Regions from separate parts of the Homo sapiens genome. Here region 1 is linked to region 2. Evidence: read pairs that join two places in POLR2A ChIA-PET (ENCODE). Cell type or tissue: GM12878. All regions are shown on one strand. Links, peaks and the distances in the headings refer to the core of each region. The heading gives the core; the rest is flanking DNA. Region 1 holds the start of LINC02812 (long intergenic non-protein coding RNA 2812). Region 2 overlaps LRP8 (LDL receptor related protein 8).

Region 1 (5,362 bases), core at 258-5,257, 73 kb after region 2:
TCCCTTCTAGGTACCTCCCATTCCTGCCATATCTGCAAGTCAAAATTTCTAGACAGCCCCATGATATTCAGTTCTCTGGGCTGTTGAAAATTATGCACACGCCGCCCCACCACCACCACCTGCCCCGTGAACACTTCCTACTCAAGAACAAACTCCAAGATAAAGGCTTCCTCTAGAGAGCTCTCCTCTTGCCTCTGACCCCAGCCCAGGCTGGCTCGGTGCCCAGTCCCTGGCACCTCCAGAACGGCTTCCCCAGCTTCTCAAGGTTGTGAAGTGGAAACTGGGTGTGGGAGCTATCTTAGTTTCCTGTGACTGCTGTATGGAATTCTCACAGAGTGGCTTCAAAAGCGGCAGAACTCTATTCTCCCAGCGTTGGAGGCCTGAAGCAGAAACAAGGCATTGGCAGGGCCGTGCTGCCTCTGGAGTCTCTGAGGGAGGCTCCCATCTTGCCTCTTCGGCTTCCTTGGCTGTAACCATGTCACTCCCATTTTTACTTCTTCTTTTTTTTTTTTTTTTGAGACAGAGTCTCACTCTGTTGCCCAGGCTGGAGTGCAGTGGTGCAATCTCGGCTCACTGCAACCTCTGCCTCCTGGGTTCAACCAATTCTCCTGCCTCAGCCTCCCGAGTAGCTGGGACTACAGGCGCCCGCCACCACACCCAGATAATTTTTGTATTTTTAGTAGAGAGGGGGTTTCACCATGTTGACCAGGATGGTCTTGATCTCTTGATCTCATGATCCGCCCACCTCAGCCTCCCAAAGTGCTGGGATTACAGACGTAAGCCACTGCGCCTGGCCCTATTTTTGCATCTTTACATCACCTTCTTCTCTAGGTGTGTGTCTCTCCTTCAGCCTCACTCCCCCCGCTTTTTTTTCTTTTTGAAACAGGGTCTTGCTCTGTTGTCCAGGCTGTAGTGCAGTGGCGCAACACTGCTCACTGCAACCTCTGCCTCCCAGACTCAAGCCATCCTCCCATTTCAGCCTCCTGAGTAGCTAGGACTATAGGCATGTGCCACCACGTCTGGCTAGTTCTTTGTGGGGTTTTTTTCTGTTTTTTTTTTTTTTTTTTGTAGAGATGGAGGGTCTCACTACGTTGCCCAGGCCAGTCTTGAACTCCTGGCCTCAAGCTATTCTCCTGCCTTGGCCTCCCAAAGTGCTGGGATGACAGGTGTGAGACACCACACCCAGCCCTGCCTTACTCTTGTAAGGACACTTGCCATTGGATTGAGGGCCCACTTGCATAATACAGGATGATCTCTTCATCTCAAAATCCCTAATGACATCTACAAAGAATTTCTTTCCAAATAAGGCAATATTTACGGGTTCTGGGGCTTAGGACATGGACCTATCCTTTTGGGGCCAGCCATCCAGCCCCCTACAGAGTCCAGTGTGGCTGGTTCCAAAGGTCCCTTCTTGGCTCGCCTTGCAGGCGGGTTCCTCTTCTCCATGGGGTGGTTGGTCCTTGCTCCACATGGAGTTGAGGGGCTTGGGGACTGGCCACTGAAGGCATGCTGCTCACAAAAGCAGTCTGTGGGCACCCTCCCAGACTCAGGATCACCGTGCTGGCTGGAACATAAATGGGCCCTGTTGCAGGCGGGGTTGTCCTGGAACAGATCTTGAGATAGACTTTGACATGGAGGATATTTACTAGAAAAGTCAACACCTGGGGAAGAGATAGGGAGGAAGCAGGATTTGGTAGAGAGAAGGTGAACAGTGACGCAGCTCCAACGGAGTTTCAGCCATCCCTGGAGCCCATGTGGCCCATCTAAATTATCCCATGGGAGGTCAAAATGTCTGCACCTTTACATCGTAGCCATGATCAGTCGCTGGTCAGCCCTTCACGAAACGAGGGCGATGATAGCTCCTAACTCCTAGGTCAGAAGGGTTAAGTGAAATGTCCTGAGCGCTGACAGCTGCCATACACAGCCACCCCTGGAGGGAGTTCTATGGTTATCTTCCCCTTACAGAGGGGAAAAGCCAGCCTCAGAGATGACAAGCAACTTCCCAAGGCCACCCAGCTAGTAATGGCAGAGCCAGGACTTAAACTGAGGTGTGCCTGATGCAGAGCTTGAGTCCCTGAGAGCTGCTGGGGGAACCCAGAAGCCCGGCAGGTGCCTGGCTCCACACCCAGCTCCCTGGCACTCACTTCCCCACACCCCATGCCCTGTGCAGCGTCCTCCCAGTCACTTCCCATCCCCATGCTCCAAGCCCCAGGGCTATCTCCCCAGGGGACCCCATCAGGGGTTGCCTGGCCTCCCTCCCTTCCCCACAACCAGTGATCCAGCCTCCCAGGACCCCTCACAATTCTCCAAGCACGGCCCTCACCTGCCTGCCCCCATGCCCTCTGTCCCCAAGTCCTTTTTCCCCATGCCCTCTTTCCCCTTGTCTTACCTTTTAAAGTGGTACACAGAGGCCTAACTGTCCCAGTCAGATGCAACCTTCTTCACGAAACCCTTTTGACTGGCACTCTCCCTCCCTTCTGTCTCCCAAAAGACTCAATGTCTATCTCAATCACAGCTGAGTTGCCTTGGGTCTGATATGAATCTGCTTCCCCCAACAAACCAAAGCTTCCGGGGAGGGGAGAAAGTACAAGTTAGGAGCTCTCACTCAGCCAGCTGCATGGCCCGAGGCTGGCTGCTTCCTCTTTTCTGAACCTTAGATTGCTTATCTGTAAAATGGAGCTAACAGAGCACATTGCCAGGCACAAAAAAGGTGCTCAGTAAATGCTGTCTCTCAGGCTTTAGCCCGGGTGCAACTTTGTATCTGCCTCCAGGGCTGCAAACACTCCCTGCCCAGCTGTCTCTTTGCTTTTAATTGTCTATTTCCTCCACACTGCCAGTCCTCAGTTTCCCTTCTGTTAAACAGGCTGTCCTAACCATTCCACGCAACGTACCGTGTGGGGACTAGAAGAGGATTAGCCCAGCAGAGGCTTTGTGGGCATGTTGCTTCCTTCTTTTGCCCTTCCAACTGCCTGCCCTTTCCATCCCAGCAATGGATGGGCTGGGAGCCAGCTGGGCCCGGGTGCCTAGGCTCACCATGTGGCATCGGCCTCAGCCATTCCTCCCAGGGCCGCAGCCACTCTTCACCCCTAGGAGAAACTGTGGGGTCCTGGCAGGGGCGGGAGGCGGCTCTAGGGACGCAGCTCTGCCCTTGACTGGGAATGACGCCAAGGCTGCTGCTGCCTGCTGACAGTCTATCCTGCTGCCCAGTCCGCTGGCGGCAGACCCTCTCTCTTCCTCCTCCCACAGTCCCACCCACAGCCTGAGCCCTGGGGTTCAGCCTGCTCAGGTCCACTCTGACGGGGCTAAGCAGAGCTCCCCAGTCCAGGAAGCCCAGACACCATCAGGCTCTGTGGCCCTGGCAAGTCCTGCCAGTGTTTAGGAGGTGACCAGAACCAGTTCTGACAACCCAAGAAGCTGGAGCACAAATACCCCTTCCTGAGCCTGCCACCTGCAGTGTGAAGGGCCCGAGCAGTGACTCTGAAGCCAGCCTTCACCACAATCAGCTGTGTCTCTGGGCAAGTTATCTAATCCTCCGTGCGTCTTTGTCTGTAAAGTGGAGTAACAGTGTCTACCCCGCAGGGCTGGTATGTGGACTAAATGAGGTAATACACAGGTGACTCTCGGGACAACAGAGCCCCTGGGAAGCACTTCATGAGGATTAGCCATTATTATTTCACCTGTGTTCTGCATGTGGAGAGGGCAGCAACTATGGTCCCCACTGGCAGTAAGGCAACTGAGGCCCAGAAAGGGCCCACAATTGTGGCTGGGCCCCACCCCTGGCCTCTTCGTTTCCTAGGCTACCGCAGCATCCACCACACCAGCTCTCTACGTCAAGGTCCTCTGGGGTTCATGAGCACCTCCTGTGTGCCGAGCGCTAGAGGGTCTGGCACCAGCCCAGACTGGACAGCTCTGAGGCCATAGGAGGAGAGCTTGGGCTTCACTGCATGCAGGTGGTTTATGGTAAAGCCACAGGCTGGGTGCAGTGGCTCACGCCTGTAATCCCAGTACTCTGGGAAACCAAGACAAGAGGATCTCTTGAGGCCAGGACTTTGAGGCCAGCCTGGGCAACATAGCAAGACCCCATCTCTATAAACAATAACAAAAAATTAGCTGGGTGTGGTGGTGCTTTCCTGTAGTCCTAGCTACTCGGGAGGCTGGGGCAGGAGTATCATTTGATCCCAGGAGAGACCAGGACATTCAGCCAAGGTCACAGAGCCGACACATGGCAGCCAGGTCTCCAACCTGCCTGGCTTGAGCCCTTTGCCCCACACTGGTTCCCAAACATAAATGTCTCAAGGACACCCAAAACACAGCCCACCAGCTGGCCACCCACTTGCCTTGGGACTTTTAGAAAGAAACCCAAGGCTCAGGTGCCTGTTCCCTACTGAGAATGCCCCTCCCACCATGACTCCTGACCTTAGGCCCTAGGCCCTGCCTTGCCCCTCATAGCCACCAGGCCACCCTGTCACCCACTTTAGTACAAGATAGAATAAGTCTTGGTATCCTCCAAGAGTGCTGCCACTACCAATGATTACAGAGGGGCAGGAACAGAATTTGGGATATTGATTTGGGTTGTTTTTGGGGGGCTGTATTTCTCCTCTTCCTCTTTGAAGCAGGGGCTCTGTTCTCCTGACTTGGGGGGCTGTGGCAGGGCCCCCAGCAGAAGTTTTCTGCTAGACCCTGCCCTTCCTGGTTGGGATTTCTAAGCCACCTTAGGAAAATGACGCTTGTGACGGCAGCCTTCTGAGGAAAGCTCAGGAGGGAGGAGGAAGGAGGCTCCCCTAAGTGAAAAGACAGCAGCCCTCACTTGGGGTGGGGGTCATGTGAGCCCTGAAATAGCAGGCCCTCAGGCAGGCATGGCCACCGAGTTCCAGACCCTCCAGAGACTTGAGGTCTCACAGGGCCCTGGCTGAGGTCTCAGAGCCATGGGTCGTGCCAGCACCAGGGGCTGGCAGTGGGAGGGCTGGGTGGTGACTGGGCCTCCCCTGGGCCTTCACCTGAGACGAAGGGCCCCTCTCTCATCACCTCAGACAGACTGATTCTTAGAAAAAGCAGGACAGACAGCACCACTCACACACCTGGGATGTGGCTCAACCCTGCCCGCTGCCCAGCAGCAGTCAGCTTTACCTCACCTCCCGGGGACTGTGCCGTTACCCTCCAAGGAGGAGCAGCCCCTGCCTGCAACCCCTGCCCACCAGTCATGGGGAAGCGCTGCAGCATCCCACAGGCATGCCTGTGCCCCAGCTATACCCACGCCAGGTGTTGGGAGGCCCAGCTTCTACTTCTGCCCCTCAGGCAACCTGTTTCCTCAGGCAACAACCTCTGCCCCCGTGGGGGTCCTCTACTTCGCACCCACCCCACG
Region 2 (5,362 bases), core at 169-5,168:
GGGCTCTGTTGCTGGGCACAGGACAACCAGATACCCCCCAAAAACCCTGCCCTCCCTGGGATTCTGAAAGCCTGGGGGTGATCTTGTCCTCCTCCATGTGCCAAGCCCTGGCAGGCACTGGGCAAGGAGGCCAGAGCAGCCAAAAACACCACTGCTGTCCCAAAGGGCAGCTTTGAGGTCAGCCCCGCCCAGGAAATGGCAGCTGCAGGGAGAGTGGTGTTTTTGGCAACAGATTCGGTGGTGTTTTTGGGAACAGATTTGTTCACTGGCTGGACCAGCTTGGAGATTTTCCACTCTGGCTCTGGCCTGGCACCTTTCACCCAATATCCCAGTGACTCCTCACAGCTATCTTGGTAGCTGTTGTTATTAATCCCATTGTACAGAAGAGGAAATTAAGGCTTAGAGGTAAGGGTGTTAGGTGGCAGAAGTGTGATTTCAACTGTGTGTGGCAGCTGCCAAAGCTTGATCTCTTTCCACTCAGACCCTCAGCCACCTCAGTGTTACCAGGCTAAGAATGAGGACCCCAGAGAGTCCTCAAATGTACTGAAACATCTCTCAGGTCTCCTGGAATGTGCCCAGAAGTGTGCAGCAGAATAAACCCAGGCCTGGGACGGCTTTTGCTCTGCTAATGGACAGCACTTTCAGGGTGGGGACTAGACTAAAGCACGCTGGAGGGCCCCATTGGAAGTGTGACCATATGGAAGGATCTGGAGTCAGAGTGGAGACTGACTCCTGGCATAGCCACCTCGGGGTGAACCTGGGCAAGTGGGGATGTGGCTTTCCCATGCAGCTTTGTCACAAGGACAAAAGGCAAAAAGACTCTTCTGGGGGATCCTGGTGAACACCCAGTGTCAGGCCGTTCAGTGCAATGAGCCCAATAGTCCCTCGTGAAGAGACCATATCAGCCCTGCCATGAGATGAGGGCTGTGCCGCCATTCTAAGGCTGTCAGAGAAAGCCATGCCAGACCCCTACTCTGCTGGCCTTGGCTCTGGTTCCCAGGGTGATTCCCCAGCTGGGCTCAAGGCCATGGCTCCCTGTTTCCAGGGATTTATGTCCCCCCATGCCAGTCTGCCCCTTGGACAATGCCCACCTCTGTGAGTCCCTCAGCCCAGGAGTGATACATAGTCAACCAGGGTCTGCGACATCATAATCTGGTGCCATGGCAACAGATGGGCTGCCACAAAGGACTAGGGGATTCTAGGGGCAGTGAGGAGGGGCTGACCCCAGGGTAGAGTAGGGGAGAGTGGGAAATCCAGGACAAAGGAAGTGGGAAATGCTATTTATAACAAGAACACGGGCCAAGGAAAGTGCCAGACAGTCCATGGTCTATCAAACTGCGCCCTGCCACTTGTAGGCTATGTGACCTTACACAAGTTACAGGACTCCTGTGAGCCGCACTTTCTTCGTCTGCTTCACGGGACACACAGGGTCATTGTGAGAAGCAAATAAGCTAAGGATGGCCCCAGGGCTTTATGAACTGAGAAGCAAAAAGGTGCAAGTTAGAGGTGTGTGAAGTCACAGCCCTGGCCCCAGCTGCCGTGTGTGTAACACTGGGCCCATCCGTCAAACCTTCTGAGCTTGCCTCCTCCTCATCAGGAAATGGAGGTGTGGCGCTGACTAAGTCTTAAGGCCCTCTCCACACTCAGTGTCTGTGATCCTGTGAAACTGTTAGAATCACTCAGCACTTCTTGGCTTCCCCCGCCTCCAGAGACATCCTTCCCTGAGACAGTATACATCCTTCCCATGCTGCTCCCCACCCACACGCATCGTGGAGCCCCGGTGCAGAGAGAAGGCTCCAAAATAAAGATTAGTCCGGGCTGCCCAGGGGCACTGCTCTGTGCAGCTTCCTCTTGGCAATCCGAATGTCCTGCCGTGTTGGACTCCAGGGTCTTGAGGCCCCCTACGTGGGTCTCCCATGTTACATGCCTGGAAGCCAAGGCCTAGTGAGAAGTGACTGCTCAAAGCCACAGCACATGTCTGTGGGAGGGCTGCACTTGAACCCAGGTAATGACTCCCAATCCCACTTTGTAGCCAGCAAGCCAGGCGAGGGCCACCTGACCTGGCCCAGGGGTCAGGGAAGGCTTCCCAGAGGAGGGGCACTGTGTTCAAGGAAGAGGAGTCAGCCAAGCTGTGGGAGTGAAGAGAGCAGGGAAGAGCATTCCAGGAGGAAGGATAATGGGGCTTAGGGGCATGGAGGAGCGAGCAGAGTGACCATTAGGGGCTGGGGACAAGGCAAGTGGCAAGGGACCTGGAGCTCCACCAGGCCAGGGAACAATTGACCCTGGTGGAGTTGTTCACCAAGTTGTGCACAAAGCTGCCCTGCAGAGGCCCAGCACAGGGGCCTGGCTTTCCTTGAGCTTGCCCAGGGACCCATCCAGCCTCTTGCTAAACACAGGGCTGCTCTCCAGCAGCCAAAAAAACCCAGGGCTCCAGGCTGCCAGAGCTTCCTTTGGGATTTCGTGAGGCCATGCAAGACAGAAAATCGGCCCTTAGCAGAGGAGGGGAGGGGTAGGGGGCAGGACAGAGCCCAGGGGTGGCCATGCACCAGGATATTTGGGATAGACACTTATTATTTTCCCCCTTGGAGATGCATGATGCCCACGGTTTATAAAGGCCCTGGGAAGGACTGCAGTAAAGATATCTGATTGACGGTTTCCTCCAGCCTTCCAAGCTTGTTTAACCAAGGAACTCCTTTTTCAGATGCCACATCTGTTTATTTCCCAAGAAACAAGTGGTCCAATGAACCACACCTAGGAAAACACTGCTGGGGCACAAGCCTCTCATCCTACAGATGATTAGATGAGGTGCAGAGAAGGGAGGGACTAGCCCGTGTTGACACAGCAGCCTGGTAGTTGTACTTAGCCGTCTGTCTCTGGGCCAGCCCCACTAGGCCATAAAAAATAGAACAAAGTGTTCACAGAGCATGGAGCCCAGAGTGAAGCTGCAGGGACCCCACTGGAGACCCCAATCCTCAGAGCAGGGACACGTCTAGAGAAAGGCCCTGGAAAGAACAGAGAGAATTGATACCCAGCCACCTAGGACAGGGAGATGAGGGAGCTGTCAGCCTTACAGGCTCTGACTGATCTCTGGTTTCTGTGGACAGGTCTTGGGCTCTAGAGAATGTTCTCTGAAGGCAGAGCAGCGACCCCTAAGAAAGGTGGATTCCAGCTCAACATTGTTGTTCAGCAAGCTGGGGCAGGTTCTTTCCCCTCCTAGGGCAGTTGAGAGGCTGAGAGCAAAGGTAAAGCCCCTAACTTGGAGAGCTGGGTGCACAGAAGGGACTTGGATGTTCCCACTTCCTCTCCCAGGCCTGGGCCAGCACAGGGTGGCCTGGCTCTGGCCCTAAGGCAGTTGGGCCACTTGTACCCGGGTCGGGGAGATGAAAGGGCTGCTCCCACCAACAGTTACCCTTCGACAGAGCTCGCCATGCCCCAGCGTTGCCAAGACGACCGCTTCCAGCAGAATGCAGATCCGGGGTGGGGGCAGGGGGCGTGCCAGCCCGCCCCTGGCCTACTAACCTGGCAGGCAGATTTAAATGACAGTCCAGGAAGCTACTATTAAACTGTCACCCCAGTCAACAGGATGACAGACCCAGAGTGTTCTCTGGCTGCAGCAACGACAGAGCAGTAATGAGAGGGGGAGGAGACCGTGGCCCAGAGCAACCTGCACCCCACCCGGGGGCCCTGGCCTGACGGCCGTCCCACTACCAGAGCCACCCTCTCAGGCTGTGGCGGGTCCTGGCATGGAGCTGGGGCTCAGCACAGGGCCTGGAAAACTATTTTTAAGCAGAGGAACCCTTTTCCCAAGTGAACCCCCAACATATAAGACAGATTAAAATGGAGCTGCACGGTTGGAAGTGGTGGTGGGGGTGATGCCCAGAGCCCATCGCCAGCAGATCTGGGGTCCAGCAGCACTGGATTCAAATCCTCCATCGCCAGCAGATCTGGGGTCCAGCAGCAATGGATTCAAATCCTAACCCCTCCCTGGACATGTGATGTTCCTAAAGCCCTCAGTTTAAAGATCCCGTGGGTCCATTATAACATTGCAAACAGCTTCCACATGGCTCTGCTTCTGACACTCTAGGGACCTACGGTTCTAAGGCTGTAACACTCTGATTTGCACCCTAAGCCCCTGTGACAAGACTCCATGACAGCTACCGCCAGAGTCGGAGATGTCGATAAGCTGCGGATGGCAGCCTCTGATGCCTTCCCTGAAAGGAACTGTTTATCTGAGTCCAGAAGTCCACATGCGGACAGTCTCTGACTACTCAAGGCTCGGCGGTTCCCAGAAGGCGAACGGTTCCCACAGTGTCCTGACAGTAGGGTGCAGGAGCCAGCACCCGCGTGTGGTGGGCGGGACTCGGTGCGTGGCTTTGTACTGCCCAGCGGGCTCTGGGGCTCAAGCCACCATCATCCATCAGCAGGCGACATCTAAATTCGCCCTCTCCCCCACCTTCCCATCCCACCTGGGGAGACTGAGAAGCTGCAGGTGCTGAGGAGGAGGGAGACACACGAAGGGCTCCAGCCAAAGGATTCACCCCATTCGGAATGAAGAGGCTGCAGCGGAAGGAGCACTTTTTGGTGAGGGCGGCTTTGCTTTCAAATCGGGAAGAGTTTCCCTCAAAATTTTCTGGGTTCTCTCCTCCAACCCATTCCACTAAGGAGTTACACAATTCTAACCAAGCCAGATCCTAAGACCATAAATCTATTTATTTCCCAAGAAACAAGTGGTCCAAACATGAAACAAGTGGTCCACCTTTGCCCCAAAACACCAAGGCATGAAAATGAGGTTGCAAAGATCAGGAGGCCCGAGGAAAGACAAAATGGGAGGCAGCAGCAGGGCCCCCAGCGGTGGAAGGAGTGTCACCCCTTCCCATTCTGGGCCTCAGTTTCCTCAGGTGAACACATCTCTAAGGGCCCCCTCCAGCTGACCTTCTGGATTAGTGACCCCGTCACACGGAGGGGTTGTGGATCTTGGTGCTGTTCCAAGTCCTTCCAAAGAGGTCATCTGGGGCTTCCCACAACCAAGCACCTCCTCCAGGCCCCAGTACATCCCAGCTGCTCTCAGATACTGCCGGACCCTGGCCCCACTGTCACCAAGGGAGGCCCAAGCCCTTGCTGGGGTATGTAGGCCTCCCTGTCACCACAGGGAAGAAGAGCGTCTCCGAGGGACAGACCGACAAAGGCGTCTTCCTGTCCCAGTGATTTGTGGTTGCAGGAGGTATTGAACGAGTGACAGCTGAGGGGCTGGGAGGAGGTGGGTATGGGGGAGAGGTGGGCAGGATGGGATCAGCAGGAGTCCCTGGCTGGCGCCTGCAAAGGGACCAAGCATTACGCAAGGGGTGCTGCTGAGAGCAGGCAG

Evidence for each region. ChIA-PET counts read pairs that join two places held together with the same protein. Peaks named below come from ENCODE experiments on the same cell type or tissue, not always from the same donor. Only the 100,000 strongest peaks of a DNase experiment are listed, where the experiment ranks them.
Region 1: POLR2A ChIA-PET joins it to region 2 with 5 read pairs; 1 of 35 experiments calls an interaction of 5 or more read pairs at or near these places.

What each region holds. Positions count from the first base shown.
Region 1 is chr1:53,365,617-53,370,978 of GRCh38, forward strand. LINC02812 (long intergenic non-protein coding RNA 2812) reads right to left here and starts at 2,533. Exons shown (of 2, transcript XR_001738058.2): 1 at 2,390-2,533; 2 at 1-1,661. In GM12878, for the core only: no CTCF peak of the experiment used is centred there; a DNase peak (open chromatin) is centred at 2,555; H3K4me3 peaks cover 1,044 bases; H3K27ac peaks cover 1,294 bases.
Region 2 is chr1:53,293,103-53,298,464 of GRCh38, forward strand. All of the region lies in intron 2 of LRP8 (LDL receptor related protein 8), which reads right to left. LOC105378726 (a long non-coding RNA gene) reads left to right here. Exons shown (of 6, transcript XR_007066090.1): 3 at 1-5,362. Among named protein-coding and RNA genes, the nearest start is that of LRP8, 32 kb to the right of the region's middle. RefSeq lists enhancers at 1,449-1,990, 1,991-2,531. In GM12878, for the core only: a CTCF peak has its summit at 3,152; a DNase peak (open chromatin) is centred at 3,167; H3K27ac peaks cover 3,683 bases.